2 separate regions of the Homo sapiens genome follow, and region 1 is linked to region 2. Evidence: read pairs that join two places in POLR2A ChIA-PET (ENCODE). Cell type or tissue: OCI-LY7. All regions are shown on one strand.

Region 1 (8,000 bases), 310 kb after region 2:
CAGATGCTTTGGTTATGTAGTTTCCAGTCATCGGCTGTGGCATTCTCTGCAACACCTCATTGTCCAGATGGTTTCCAGGCACACCTCTTAGCACCTCGCTCACTACCATGCGCTCAACAAGCCAGGCTTCACCTCTGCCCACCTGCCTCCACTTCCTCCTCTTCAGTGAGCTGAGCCGTCCCTGTCCCACCTGGGGATGTTTTTCCACCATCAGGAGCCCCGTCCTCGGTCCCATGCAGCAAGGCCCAGGCAGCGGGCTGGGTGGTAGAGAATCGCCCTGCTCTGTAAAATCTATACCCGAAGCCTGGTTGGAGACACTTGGTTGCAGCCTTGGCCTAAGACTTGATCGTGGAACTTAATAAAACAACTGAAGGTCCTTGCACAGGAAGAAATCAAACCGCCAAGTCCTAGTGTCAGGATTCGCTGTCTTCCAGGCTCAGTCTCCCGCATCACAGCTCGAAGCAGGAGTGCTGGGAGGCGACAAGCACGGGCTATGGTGCTGCTGTGCAGGCCCGACATCGGCAGGTGCTCAGACGTTCAGATGTAGTTCTCTAAAGCAATGGGATCCCACTGCTCTGGGGTTTGCAAATTGGTTCTGAGGGCATTGCTGAAAATTCAATAAACTCCCAGATGGAATGTTCTAACGTCCAGGCGGCAGAGCTCTCATCTACTCTGAGGATGTGTGATTCATCTACATAAATGTAATGCTGCCATCCTGCTGCAGAAGTCCAGCCCAAATGCCACCTTGTTTTGAGCCTATGTACATCTCCAGGCAGCTTTAAAAACAAGGCCATTGTCTCTCACAGGCCCAACACCATCCCCACACCTACCAAAACTAATTTCTAAATCTCATCCAATACCTGGACCATATTTAAGAGACCTCTGAATATCTTCAAGATGATGTCTGCACAGTTGGTTTACCAACTATTGCATATTAAAATAAATTACATCGAGGGCAGAATTCATTTGGATGTGTAAGTTTTTTGTGGTTTTTTTTTTTTTTAAGATGGAGTCTCTCTGTCGTCCAGGCTTGAGTGCAGTGGCTCAATCTCAGCTCACTACAACTTCTGCCTCCCAAGTTGAAGTGATTCTCCTGCCTCAGCCTCCCAAGTAGTTGGAATTACAGGCATGCACCACCACACCCAGCTAATTTTTGTATTTTTAGTAGAGACAGGGTTTCCCTATGTTGGTCATGCTGGTCTCGAACTCCTGATCTCAGATGATCCGCTCGCCTCGGCCTCCCAAAGTACTGGGATTACAGGCATGAGCCACCGCGTCCGGCTGGATGTGTAAGTTTTGATGTGAGTTTAAAACAAGTGTCTTTGAAAAAAAAAAAAAAAACCACTCCCTTTCTTTAGGGCAAGGCCCTGGCGTTTCTAGCCCATAGGTGGAGGGCATTTACTTAGCACTCTGGAGCAAGAAGCTGATCCCAGGATACCTTGCTTGAGAAGAGTGGCAGGAGCTGCGATATTTCCTGAGGTCACACACTGTCTTCATCCCCACGACCAGAGGCGTTTGCACTAGGACTTGGTACATCTTGGTTTCCTTGCCTTTCTGTCACGAGCTCTTTTGTGATTATAACTAACGAACTAAATGTCTGCTAGCCTCAGCTTTCTCCTTGGTAAAGTCCAGATGTGAAAATAGTCTGCTCACTTCACAGGAACTCAACAACGTTATACATGAAGGTTCTTGGAAAAGCACCACATTCTATGCCTATGAAAGGTGATGTCAGGGTTAGCAGGAACGGTTAAATATAGGCACACCTGTGCAGACATGCGGGGCGGGAGCTGAGGACATCATTGTGTATGATATCAGTTTTGTTATTGGCACAGCTGAATAATTACCTTGTTATATAACAGCACATAGACATCACACACCTGGTATCTCCGTGAATGCAGTATTTCTCCCATCAATGCTAGGTGGCATATGAAGATACAGGGGCAGCGGGTAGAGAAACTGCTGTGTAGGATTTCCTTCTGAAAACTCTAGGACACTGGTCAGTTAAATGGCTAAGTTTGTAGACATTTTCTAACCAGCAAACTGTGATGTATCCCTTTCCTTTTGCTTCTGGCCAGAGCCTCTGTGCTCCCAGCTCCCTCTTGCAGCCCTGTCTTCTATGATCTGCCCTCAGCCCTGGTCCACTTCGTGGTTCTGTCCTAACTTCATCTCATATGATCTCATCCACCCTCTCCATGGCTTCAGTTAACATCTATAAGCCCACTGTGGTTTCTTGCTGTCCTCACAGCCATGGGGGTCTCTGAGTAGCACACCTGGCACGTCTAACTTCTTCACACCTAAGCAGAAGTCTCAGGGAGTTGGGGAAAATAAACTTATTCCAAACTTCTGTCAGTCTAGCTGTCTTTGGTTAAATGCTTCCCTCCTCTTTTGCGATAATAGATTTGCCCACGGCGAGCGAGGACAGGGCCAAGAACAGCCCTTTCGTTGCTTGGTGCTTGCACGTCTGCTTGGCGTGGAGCACGTGGGGGTACCCCTTCTGTTTCCCCGGAGAGCCTGTGCACCCCCTGAGAGCAGAACTACATGCGCTTCAGCTCCACAGCCTCCCAGGCCTAGGGCTCGCCCGTGCCCCAGGGCTGCTCTCAGTTCCCACTGTGGAGTCCCGCAGACTTGAGCACGTGCTTCTCCTATGTGAGGGCTACTCTGACAGTGGGCTCTCAGGAGAGTGCTGTGCATGAACAGTGCTACCTCCAGGCACGGTGGTGAGGGGGACGGGTGCTGAGCAAGACTCTGCGTTCCAATCTGAGCTGTGTCTACCTAGTTACATGACCTTGGGCATTATTTGACCTGTTTACTGCAGTTTCCTCCTGTGTAAAATGGGGATAGTTATGCAGATCTGAAAATGGTATCGTGAGAGTAGCTGCTAATCCCTGTAAATGCGGGACTGTCTGACAAACAGCCCAGGGGCACCATGACCGAGCCTGGGAAGCTCAGATGCCGAAGCTGTTAGCTGTGGCACGCAAGCCTTGTTGCACCTCGGACCACCCGGAGTCCGTGATAAGCGCAGACGCCTGGGTCCCTGCCCCACGCTGGCTGTTACTTGACTCTGAGTCCAGCAGGTCACTCCAATGCACTGTAAGGCTGCAGAGCCACCTCCTCAGACAAAATTAAGGGTTATCCGCTCCACACACACACAACTAAAAAGGGAAAAAGCCAGTCGCCAAGGCACTCTTCCCTCATCCTCTGCCTCCGCGAGTCTGGAGGAGTTAGCTGTGGGGAGCCTGGCTTTGCACAGGTGTGGGGCAGGGCGTGGGGCGCTGGGCTCCCGCGTGGCTGGGACACCATTTGTGTGTCGGCAAGCAGCAGCAGTTTTATTCTCACAGTGGCATTTTTCAAACGTCTGATCAGGAACCTACATTTTCAAAACCTGCTTGTCATTCAAAATGTCATCGTGGATAATTAATCCATCAGACTATACACACAATGGGATTTCATGTTGTGACTTGGTGTGTCAAACCTAGGATAATAAACCTGAAAACTGTATGTTAGTGTTCCCACTCAAAAGAATTGTGTTCTTTTCTGATGAGGATGTGTGTAAGCTGTGTGTGAGTGACTGACAGGACTCGGGGCTGGGGGAGGGCTGGCTCGGTGCTGCTTCCTGTGTGGTCAGGATCACAGCGAGTGAGAAGTGAAGACACCAGAGGCTTTCTCTCTGGACGCCTGCGCTTCCCGCCCATCCTCCAGCTGAGGTACCGGTCCTCACGCTGCTGTGTTCAGGAACTGTTTTATCATAGAAATATCTGAATTTTCAAAAGTGGGTATATGTTTCCTTGCTTCCCTCTGCATTCCTAATGTTTCTTCTGTATCTCCTTTTTCTCCTTTGATAGGATGTGACTGGGAAAAAGAAACACAGGACCACAGGAACGTCTGTGACCCATGCTTTCTCTAAAGAAGGCATCAGGGCTTCAATATTTAGAGGGGAAAAAATGGGCAGGAGAGGAAAGAAAAAAGGGGAGGATACGGTCACCTTCTCGCGAAGCTCTGATGAGGGCTCCGTAAATCCATATGCTGCCATGGAAAGAACGGGGCAGACGGACGGTCACCTATGCGTTCCTCTCCTGCTCAGCGAGCATGCTTTTGACAGGAGGAAGAGCAAATGGGGCAGTCACGCACGCATTTGTCTCGGGTGAGGGAGAAATGACGTCCAGTCCTGCCTTTGTCCTGTGCCTGTGAAGATAAGCTGTGAATTCACATTGTCAGGGTGAAATTCAACAGAACATTGTTTTAGGGTAAAGATCTTGGGGCCCACAGGGAGGTACCTTGTGAGAAAACTGAGGGAGGCCGCCTAGGGAGGTATGTGGCCTTCTATCTATCTACTTAGGAACAAAGCAGGAGGCAGTTAACCCAAGGTTAACTTTTCCCAATGGCTTAGTGAGTTTGGGGCCCCAAGATTTTGATTTTCTGTTTACATGTTCTCAAAGAACCAGCTATTGGCCTTATTGATTTGACTATCTCCGTTGCATCTTGTGTTCTATTTTGTGTTTATTAGCTCTTTCCCTCTACTTTCTTTGAGCTCATTCTTTTGAGTTTCATGCATAGCTCATGTTCAGTCTCTTTTCCTCTCTAACACAGGCACTTAAAGTCTACATTTACCTTGAAGTGTTTCTTCAGCTGCAAGCCACATTTTGATATAAAATTTTTCATTACTGTTCAGATATCAGTTTCTCTAATGTTTGTTAATAATTTCTTTTTTGACCTATGTGGTATTCAGAAGTCTGTTTTAAAACTTCCAAATGTTAGCCAGGCATGGCTTACACCTGTAATCCAGCCACTTTGGGAGGCTGAGGCAGGAGGATCGCTTGAAGCCAAGAGTTCAAGACCAGTCTGGGCAACATAGTGAGACTCTATTTCTACAAAAAATAAATTTCCAAATACATGCAGGGTTTTAAAAGTTATCTTCTTGTTACTAATGTCTAATATAATTTTACTGTGGTCAGATAATTTGATACTAATTTTTTATTTCTTCAGACTTGTTTGTGGCTAGAATGTGGTCAGTCTTCTAACTAAAGTCAGAAGGTTATACAAATTTCTGCCAGATTAAGCTTGCTAATGGTGCTTTTCAAATTTTCTATACATTTGATAATTATTTTGACTGCTTAATCCATCAATATTGAGAAAAATGTGTTAAAAATCTACTAGTATGTTTATGGATTGCAAATCCCAAACCCTATAACTAAAAAATTATATAGGTAAAACTAAAAAATTATATCTATTGAAGTTATTAATATATTATTATTTACTTTTTTTTTTGAGACAGTTTTGCTCTTTTTGCCCAAGCTGGGGTGCAATGGCGTGATCTCGGCTCACTGCAACCTCTGCCTCCTGGGTTCAAGTGATTCTCCTGCCTCAGTCTCCCAAGTAGCTGGGACTACAGGCGCCTGTCACCATGCCTGGCTAATTCTTCTGTTTTTAATAGAGACGGGGTTTCAGCATGTTGGCCAGGCTGGTCTCGAACTCCTAACCTCAGGGGATCCTTCTGCCTTGGTCTCCCAAAGTGCTGGGATTACGGGTGTGAGCCACCTTGCCCGGCCTGAAGTTATTAATATTATTAAATGTACCTAAGTTTAGAAATCGTTTTATCTTCCTGGCAAATTATTACTTTCATCATTACACAATAGCCTTAATATATTCCTAAATAACATTTTGCCATCAAGTATATTTTGTGTGATATCAACTTAGCACCACTAGCTTTCTTTTCATGAATATTTCCCTAGCAAACATTTTTTTTGGGGTGGGAGTGGGGTAGGGCTGGCATTCTTTTGCTTTCAACCTTTGAGTCCTTTTATTTAGGACCCAGAAATAGCACATATTTAGAAATACCACATAGATGAATTTTTTTGGGGGGGGCTGGGATCTAATCTGAGGATCTATTTCATCTGAAAACATTAGTTCATTGATGTTACTGTGCTAATCCATTAGAAAATATTTTTACCCCTTAGTTTGGATTTTCTATTCACTTTCCTTTTTGTGTGCTTCACCAATCCCCTTCCATGTTAGTTACTCCTACTGATTTTTTAATTCCTCACCAACATACACTGCTATGAAAGTTTTCTATTCTACATCTATTCTTTTTTAAAAATTAAAACACAATTTTTCATTTTAAAAGAATTTCAGACATAAAAATGTTTTAAAAATAGAATGAAGAATTCCCATATTCCTTGTCCTCTCCCAGCTTCTCCAAGTATTAATATCTCAAATAGCCACAACACAATGATCAAAAGCAGGAAATTAACATTGATATACTATTGTGAGCTAATTTACAGATCTTACGAAAATTTCACCGGTTGGCTCACTGACGTCCTTTTTCTGGTTCAAGATCCAATCCAGGACCACACATTGCATTTAATTGTCACGTCTCCAATCTGGGGTAGTTCCTCAAGTCTCTGTCTTCTGTGACCTTGATAATTCTGAAGAGTATTGGTTGGGTATTTTGTAGAATGTGCCTCAATTGTGTTTAATGTTTTTTGGGATTAAATTCAAGTTATGAGCATCCTTTCTCTGGTATTTTTTGCCAAAAATGTAAGTTAACACTGCTTGTTCTAGAAGAGTGAAATATCAGCAAACCAGAGATGTCTCGGTTCCAATCTGCTTTTTCCTCCAGATATTACGCTCACCACATCCTGTCCTCCTATTCAAACTTCCTAATTCGTGGGCAGGAGGAGACTTAGATCCAGGAGTCCTGACAGCTTCAAGAGGTAGTCCTAGACCGTGATGGCCACGGGCCAACAGCAGACCCCATGACGGCTGTTGGGTGCAGCAGAGTGTGCCGACTCTCCAGAACTGGTCTGGAGAGCATCTAATTAACATTATGTCCAGCACAACCTACAAGGAACAGGGGGATTCTTTACACCCTTTGAAGTGTAGGGTTTTAGTGTCGTGCTTCCTCCTGAACCTTAAAAGCATATTCTCAACAGTCACTTTAAGAATCCAAGTAACTTTAAGAAAGAAACCTGATTTAAAGACAGCTAAGGGGTAAATCAAGGATGGGCCCTCATGGCAGTCTTACCAGAACTTATTTGCATCAGGAAACAATTTGGCTTGCTGAGTGTCTGATTAAGTCTTAAAAATAATGCAGATGGCCGGGCGTGGTGGCTCACGCCTGTAATCCCAGCACTTTGGGAGGCCGAGGCGGGTGGATCACGAGGTCAGGAGTTCGAGACCAGCCTGGACAACATGGTGAAACCCCGTCTCTACTAAAAATAGAAAAATTAGCCGGGCATGGTAGCACATGCCTGCAATCCCAGCTACTTGGGAGGCTGAGGCAGGAGAATCGCTTGAACTCAGGAAGCAGAGGTTGCAGTGAGCCAAAGTTGTGCCACTGCACTCCAGCCTGAGTGACAGAGCAAGGCTTTGTCTAAAAAAAAAAAAAGGCAAAAAAAGCAGACAACTCATATGGGGAAATAGACCCACAGAACAAGGACAATGATTATCCAAAGACCTCAGGAGAAAGTCAAACAGATAACAAGCTTGGGACCTCTAACTTGTGGTTTGCAGAGTCTGAAACTCCTGTTTGATGCAGAACAACACTGCTTCTGTGAGTTGTGTCTACGCCCATGGTATCTATTCCTCAAGTATTAAAACAATGCAAAATTAATTGATGTTACAGATTGTGAAAATAAATAGTTGGAGAAGTGATCATAGCCTTTAAGGGTTCATGTACTCATGCTCAGCATATTTACTAAGCAATGGCGAGAACAGGCTTATTTTAGAAAATTCCACTATTACTCCTCTTCTGCTTCTACAAGCACCAATTTAGAGCACTTCGTGTATCATTTAAGTCCAGCCACCCTTATTACACGCAAGGAAACAGATACAGCCAAAGGCCATGTGACTTTGCCAGCACTGCGCAGAGCTGATGACAACTGAAAGGAGAAACCAGCCCATTGTCTTTTGATCTCATTTTCTCTATTGCTTATGCATTTTTCTATTTCCTTGACTTCTGCCCTTTCCTTTATGATTTCTGTCATTCTACTAACTTGGGATTG
Region 2 (8,000 bases):
ATGTGTAACTTGCTAGAACACTAGGGTGTTTTTTATTTGTCTGATTATTTTCTGTTTAACAGGCTGGCTAAGAGCCAGAGGGAGAGAAAGCTGGCTGGGAACTGAGAGGCATGAGGTCACCTCAGTCCCAACATTTCCATGTAAACGATGATGCGAGGTGGGCTGGTGGCAAGATCAGAGCAGAACTGAAGGTGATAGAGACACAAAAAACCCTTCAAAAAAAAATCAATGAATGCAGGAGCTGGTTTTTTGAAAAGATCAACAAAATAGACTGATAGCCAGACTAATAAAGAAGAAAAGAGAGAAGAATCAAATAGATGCAATAAAAAAGGATATAGGCGATATCACCACTGATCCCACAGAAATACAAACTATCATCAGAGAATACTATAAACACATGTATGCAAATAAACTAGAAAATCTAGAAGAAACAGATAAATTACTGGACACATACACCCTCCCAAGTCTAAACCAGGAGGAAGTCAAATCCCTGAATAAACCAATAACAAGTTGTGAAATTGAGGCTACAATTAATAGCCTACCAACCAAAAAAAGTCCAGGACCAGATGGATTCACAGCCAAATTCTACCAGAGGTACAAAGAGGAGCTGGTACCACTCCTTCTGAAACTATTCCAAAAAATAGAAAAAGAGGGAATCCTCCCTAACTCATTTTATGAGGCCAGCATCATCCTGATACCAAAACCTGGCAGAGACACAACAAAGAAATAAAATTTCAGGCCAATATCTCTGATGAACATCGATGCAAAAATCCTCAACAAAATACTGGCAAACTGAGTCCAGCAGCACATCAGAAAGCTTATCCACCATGATCAAGTCAGCTTCATCCCTGGGATGCAAGGCTGGTTCAACATATGCAAATCAATAAATGTAATCCATCACATAAACAGAACCAAAGACAAAAACCACATGATTTTCTCAATAGATGCAGAAAAGGCCTTCGACAAAATTCAACAGCCCTTCATGCTGAAACCTCTCAATAAACTAGGTATTGATGGAATGTATCTCAAAATAACAAGAGCTATTTATGACAAACTCATAGCCAATATCATACTGAATGGGCAAAAACTGGAAGCATTCCCTTTGAAAACCAGCACAAGACAAGGATGCCCTCTCTTACCACTCCTATTCAACATAGTATTGGAAGTTCTGGCCAGGGCAATGAGGCAAGAGAAAGAAATAAATTGAATTCGAATATGGAAAGAGGAAGTCAAATTGTCTCTGCTTGCAGAGGACATGATTGTATATTTAGAAAACCTCATTGTCTCAGCTGGGCACGGTGGCTCATGCCTGTAATCCCAGCACTTTGGGAGGCCGAGGCGGGTGGATCACAAGGTCAGGAGTTGGAGACCATCTTGGCTAACACGGTGAAACCCCATCTCTACTAAAAATACAAAAAATTAGCTGGTCGCGGTGGCGGGAGCCTGTGGTGCCAGCTACTCCGGAGACTGAGGCAGGAGAATGGCATGAACCCAGGAGGCAGAGCTTGCAGTGAGCCGAGATCGCGCCACTGCACTCCAGCCTGGGTGACAGAGTGAGACTCCGTCTCAAAAAAAAAAAAAAAAAGAAAAGAAAACCCCATCGTCTCCGTCTAAAATCTCCTTAAGCTAATAAGCAACATCAGCAAAGTCTCAGGATAGAAACTCAAGGTGCAAAAATCACAAGCATTCCTATACACCAATAACAGACAAGCAGAGAGCCAAATCATGAGTGAACTCCCATTCACGGTTGCTACAAAGAGAACAACATACCTAGGAATACAATTTACAAGGGATGTGTAGGACCTCTTCAAGGAGAACTACAAATCACTGCTCAAGGAAATAAAAGAGGACACAAACAAATGGAAAAACATTCCATGCTCATGGATAGGAAGAATTAATATCGTGGAAATGGCCACACTGCCCAAAGTAATTTATAGATTCAGTGCAATCCACATCAAGATAACACTGACTTTCTTCACAGAATTGGAAAAAACTACTTTAAATTTCATATGGAACTAAAAAAGAGCACACATAGCCAAGACAATTCTGGGGAAAAAGGGCAAAACTGGAGGCATCATGCTACCTGACTTCAAACTCTACTACAAGGCTACAGTAACCAAAACAGCATGGTACTGGTACCAAAACAGATCTACAGACAGTGGAACAGAATAGAGACCTCAGAAACAACATCCACATCTACTAGCATCTGATCTTTGACAAACCTGACAAAAACAAGCAACAGTGAAAAGATTCCCTATTTAATAAATCGTGTTGGGAAAACTGGCTAGCCATATGCAGAAAACTGAAACTGCACCCCTTCCTTACACCTTATACAAAAATCAACTCAAGACGGATCAAAGACTTAAACGTAAGACCTAGAACCATAAAAATCCTTGAAGAAAACCTGGGCAATACCATTCAGGCCATAGGCATGGGCAAAGACTTCATGTCTAAAACACCAAAAGCAATGGCAACAAAAGCCAAAATTGACAAATGGGATCTAATTAAACTAAAGAGCTTCTGCACAGCAAAAGAAACTATCATCAGAGTGAATAGGCAACCTACAGAATGGGAGACAATTTTTGCAATCTACTCATCTGACAAAGGGCTAATATCCAGAATCTACAAAGAACTTAAACAAATTTACAAGAAAAGAAAAAACCCCATCAAAAAGTAAAGGATATGAACAGACACTTCTCAAAAGAAGACATTTATGCAACCAACAGACATATGAAAAAATGCTCATCATCACTGGTCATTAGATAAATGCAAATCAAAACCACAATGAGATACTATCTCATGCCAGTTAGAATGGGGATCATTAACAAGTCAGGAAACAACAGATGCTGGAGAGGATGTGGAGAAATAGGGACGCTTTTACACTGTTGGTGGGAGTGTAAATTAGTTCAACCATTGTGGAAGACAGTGTGGCGATTCCTTAAGAATCTAGAACTGGAAATACCATTTGACCCAGCAATCCCATATATACCCAAAGGATTATAAATCATTCTACTACAAAGACACATGCACACGTATGTTTATTGCAGCACTATTCACAATAACAAAGACTTGGAACCAACCCAAATGTCCATCAATAATAGACTAGATAAAGAAAATGTGGCATATATACACCATGGAATACTATGCAGCCATAAAAAAGGATGCGTTCATGTCCTTTGCAGGGACATGGATGAATCTGGAAACCATCATTCTCAACAAACTATCACAAGAACAGAAAACCAAACACCACAAGTTCTCACTCATAAGTGGGAGCTGAACAATGAGAACACATGGACATAGGGAGGGGAACCTCACACCAGGACCTGCAGGGGGTGGGGACTAGGGGAGGGATAGCATTAGAAGAAATACCTAATGTAGGTGACGGGTTGATGGGTTTGCTGTAATTTTGCTGCAAATACAAATTGCTGCAATTCTGCAATTGTGGAATCTTTAGAGTTTCCTACATATGAGATCATGTCATCTGCAAACACAGATAGTTGTACTTACTGCTTTCCAATTTGGATGGCTTCTACTTTTCTCAGTAATTGCTCTGGCTAAGACTTCCAATACTATGTTGAACCAATGAACTGAAAGCAGGAACTCAGAAATATATGTCTATAGCGCATTTTCTTTTTTTTTTTTGAGATGGAGTCTCTGTTGCCCAGGCTGGAGTGCAGTGGTTCGATCTCAGCTCACTGCAACCTCTGCCTCCCAGGTTCAAGCAATTCTCCTGCCTCAGCCTCCTGAGTAGCTGGGACTACAGGCGCCCGCCACCACACCCGGCTAATTTTTTGTATTTTTAGTAGAGACGGAGTTTCACCGTTTTAGCCAGGATCGTCTTGATCTCCTGATTTCGTGATCTGCCTGCCTCGGGCCTCCCAAAGTGATGCGATTACAGGTGTGAGTCACTGCGTCTGGCCTACAGTGCATTTTCAAAGCAGCACTATTCACAATAGCCAAGAGACAGAAGCAACTCAAGTGTCAACTGATGAATGAATGGAATTGATAGATGCAATGGAATATTATTCAGCCTTAAAACAAAGGAAATCCTGTTACAGACTACAACATAAATAAACCTTGAGGACATTATACTAAGTGAAATAAGCCAACTACAAAAAGAGAAACGGTGTTTAATTCCACTTACATGAGGTAATTAAAGTAGTCCCTTTAATTAACAGATTAACAGAAGCTGTGGAGGAGAAATGGGAGTCAATGTTTAATGGGTATAGTTTCAGTTTTGCAAGACAAAAAAGTTCTGGAGATTGGCTGCACAATAATGTAATTATCCTTAGTACTACTAAACTGTACACTTCAATGGTTAAAATGGTAAACTGTATGTTTTTTACAATTAAAAATATAAAAATGAAGTAAAATAAAATAAAAACAAAAAAATCAGAGAAAGAGGGTCACTTTACAGTGAGAGAAGATTTGCCTAATCAGGAAAATATAGTAATTTTTAAGTTGTGTGCACCTAATAAGTTCAAAATATATAGAATAAAAAAGACTACTATCCGGAATCTACAATGAACTCAAACAAATTAGCAAGAAAAAAAAATCCCCTCAAAAAGTGGGCTAAGGACAATTCTCAAAAGAATTTATACAAATGGCCAACAAACATATGGAAAACATGCTCAACATCACTAATGATCGGGGAAATGCAAATCAAAACCACAATGCGATACCGTCTTCCTCCAACAAGAATGGCCATAAACAAAAAAATAAAAAAATAACAGATGTTGGCCAGGAGGCAATGAAAAGGGAACACTTCTACACTGCTGGTGGGGATGTAAACTAGTACAACCACTATGGAATACAGGGTGGAGATTCCTTAAAGAACTAAAAGTAGAACTACCATTTGATCTGGCAATCCCACTACTGGGTATCTACTCAGAGGAAAAGAAGTCATTATATGAGAAAAGATACTTGCACATGCATGTTTATAGCAGCACAATTCAAAAATATGAAACCAGCCTAAATGCCAATCAATCAATGAGTGACTAAAGAAACTATGGTATATACATAAGACAGAATACTACTCAGCCATAGAAAGGAATGAATTAATGGCATTCACAGCAACCTGGATGGAATTGAAAACCATTATTCTAAGTGAAGTAACTCAGGAATGGAAAACCAAACATCGTATGTTCTCACTCATAAGTGGGAGCTAAGCTATGAGGATGCAAAGGTAAAGAATGATACAATGGATGTTGGTGACTCCAGGGGAAAGGATGAGAAGGCCATGGCTATAAATTGGGTTCAGTATATACCGCTTGGTTGATGGGTGCACCAAAACCTCACAAATCACCACTAAAAAACTTACTCATGGCCGGGTGTGGTGGTTCATGCCTGAAATCCCAGCACTTTGGGAGGCCGAGGCGGGTGGATCATGAGGTCAGGAGATCTAGACCATCCTGAGTAACATGGATCTCTACTAAAAATACAAAAAATTAGCTGGGCATGGTGGCAGGTGCCTGTAGTCCCAGCTACTGGGGAGGCTGAGGCAGGAGAATGGTGTGAACCTGGGAGGCGGAGCTTGCAGTGGCCACTGCACTCCAGCCTGGGCAACACAGAGAGACTCTGTCTCAAAAAAAAAAAAACAAAAAACAATCATGTAACCAAATACCACCTATTCCCCAAAAACATGGAAATAAAAAATAAAGTTTTCATAAGGTTCAATTTCTTAAACTGAGTTGTTCATTATTCTTTAAACTGTTCCTGTGCATTTTATATATTTTGGTATGTATATTTTACACACTCACACAAATGCACACAGGCACAGGGACACTGGCAGAGAAACACCTGAACACTCTCCAGCTGACCCAGTCAGAGCCTGATGGGAATGCTGCTCTGCAGTGATGAGGGAGTCGCAAGCAAAGGATGTTCACCTGTGATGTTCCAGAACACACACATCTTGCACAGCTAAAAGAATAAAATTAGGTCATCTCCACATGTAACAGTCTTTGTCCCTTATAAAGAATCTCTTTATAAAATCCTTATAAAGTTGTTTACCTGAATTTCTTCAAGGCCCAGCCAGCCCGCATCCCAACTTATCCATACACAGGGTCTCTGACCACCTCTGGTCCACGGGACATCACACTTAAATTCCTCTATGGCTTGTGAGAGAAGCTTATCACCTGATTAGATCATAAGCTCCAGTAATCACAGACATGAGTCCCCATGGGCCTTCAGTAAATCCAAGAGTGTGATTGTGATGTCTGCGGGGCTCCAGCTCCCCTTCTGCTCTGACCTTTTTGGCACTAAGGCAGGCTCGCTGCAGGCAGATGCCAGGTGCGTGAGGTGTGCAAGAAAGACCTCAGCCCCTCAATCTCTCCCGACCCCCTTTCACAAGTCTGTAGCCCAGGAAAAATGTGTAATATGGAGCCACCAGTGACGAGCTGTGTGATTTTGTAAAGTCACTTACCAAAGAGACTTCCTGGTGCCCTTGTCTTTCACCTGTAAAATGGGATCATCATGGTACCTACCCTCATTGCATTGTGAAAACAGTAAGAGCCAATGTGTGTAAAGCAGACACAACAGGCCTGGATTCCCAAGTGTTAACTATAATTTCAGGTCCACAACCCCTCACCTGCAATTCCAAAAGCCAAATATGGTTTAAAAACTGAACTTTCTTTTAAAACTTTGCAACAAACTCTTTGGCAGCAAAACCTGGACTGACCTAAGGCTCTTCATAACATCTAATTCTGTTACTATAAATATCCATATATTTTGCTGCAGAAATTATGTTTGATTAAGGATGCGTCAGTATGACTGATCAAACTCAAACAGTCTGACTTCTTCCCCAGGTCCAGCCAGGTTTGGGTCAAGAAGCCTGACTTGTGCTACCATTTCACAGTTGCTACACCTCTCAGCAGTTTACCACCTTTTCCTCCACTGTGCCTTAGGCTGGCCCCATCCACTTGCTACCTTTCTCTGCATTAAGGAGATTATGAAATCACCAAGGAAATTGTAAATGAATGTGTATTGATTGAAATGAATATTTTAATATCAATGATATGCAAAACTGGTTGCTATTTATTTATTTTTGTTCAAACCATTGTTTTATGGTGTTTGTAATTTTTTTCTTTAAGAGACAGTTTCACTGTGTTGCCTGGGCTGGAGTGCAGTGGCTATTCACAGGCACAGTCATGAGGCACTACAGCCCTGGACTCCTGGGCTCAAGCCATCCTCCTGCCTCAGCCTCCTGAGTAGCTGGGACTACAGGTGTGGGCCACAGGACCTGGTTCTTAAATTTTTTTCTTAGTCAAAAAACAGTTAAACATGAGACAAATATCTTCAACTTGGTCAAACATAGTTGAACTATATATTTTTTCCTTATCTGACACAGCTTGTTATTGTTGGATTCATTTTGGGATTCCCAGAAATGGATTCTTACTATGAGTGAAATCACATGGTTGGATTGGAAGCTTTCTATTACAAGCCCAGGGGAGATGGAAATATGCTGTGTGGCTCTGCATTAACTTCTGAATTGGATTAATATAATTGCTTCTGCTGGGCTGCAGCTGCTATTAAAAGACTTGATATCACTGCCACCTTAGTAATCACACAAGTGATGGCAAGGTAGAGACATAAGTGAATTTCATTTTAAAAATGCAAATAGTGCTTGATTTAATAATTTAAAAACTTGTAAAATTGCTCAGCAATAGACACATTCTACAAAAGTTGAAATAAAAGTGCTGTTAAGTCTGATAGCAATAAAGAATGTATTCTTATGTAAGAAAACCACAAAGCTTGGGCCGGGCGAGGTGGCTCACACCTGTAATCCCAGCACTTTGGGAGGCCAAGACAGGAGGATCACGAGGTCAGGAGGTTGAGACCATACTGGCTAACACGGTGAAACCCCGTCTCTACTAAAAATACAAAAAAGTTAGCCGGGCATGGTGGCAGGCACCTGTAGTCCCAGCTACTCCGGAGGCTGCAGCAGGAGAATAGCGTGAACCCAGGAGGCGGAGCTTGCAGTGAGCCAAGATCACTTCACTGCA

The links. Peaks named below come from ENCODE experiments on the same cell type or tissue, not always from the same donor. Only the 100,000 strongest peaks of a DNase experiment are listed, where the experiment ranks them.
Region 1: POLR2A ChIA-PET joins it to region 2 with 5 read pairs; 2 of 35 experiments call an interaction of 5 or more read pairs at or near these places.

Annotation. Positions count from the first base shown.
Region 1 is chr6:471,366-479,365 of GRCh38, forward strand. No RefSeq gene overlaps it. Among named protein-coding and RNA genes, the nearest start is that of IRF4, 84 kb to the left of the region's middle. RefSeq lists an enhancer at 1-26 and a silencer at 7,390-7,590. In OCI-LY7, no CTCF peak of the experiment used is centred here; DNase peaks (open chromatin) are centred at 56 and 3,626; H3K4me3 peaks cover 965 bases.
Region 2 is chr6:158,698-166,697 of GRCh38, forward strand. No RefSeq gene overlaps it. Among named protein-coding and RNA genes, the nearest start is that of LIRIL2R, 18 kb to the right of the region's middle. In OCI-LY7, no CTCF peak of the experiment used is centred here; no DNase peak of the experiment used is centred here.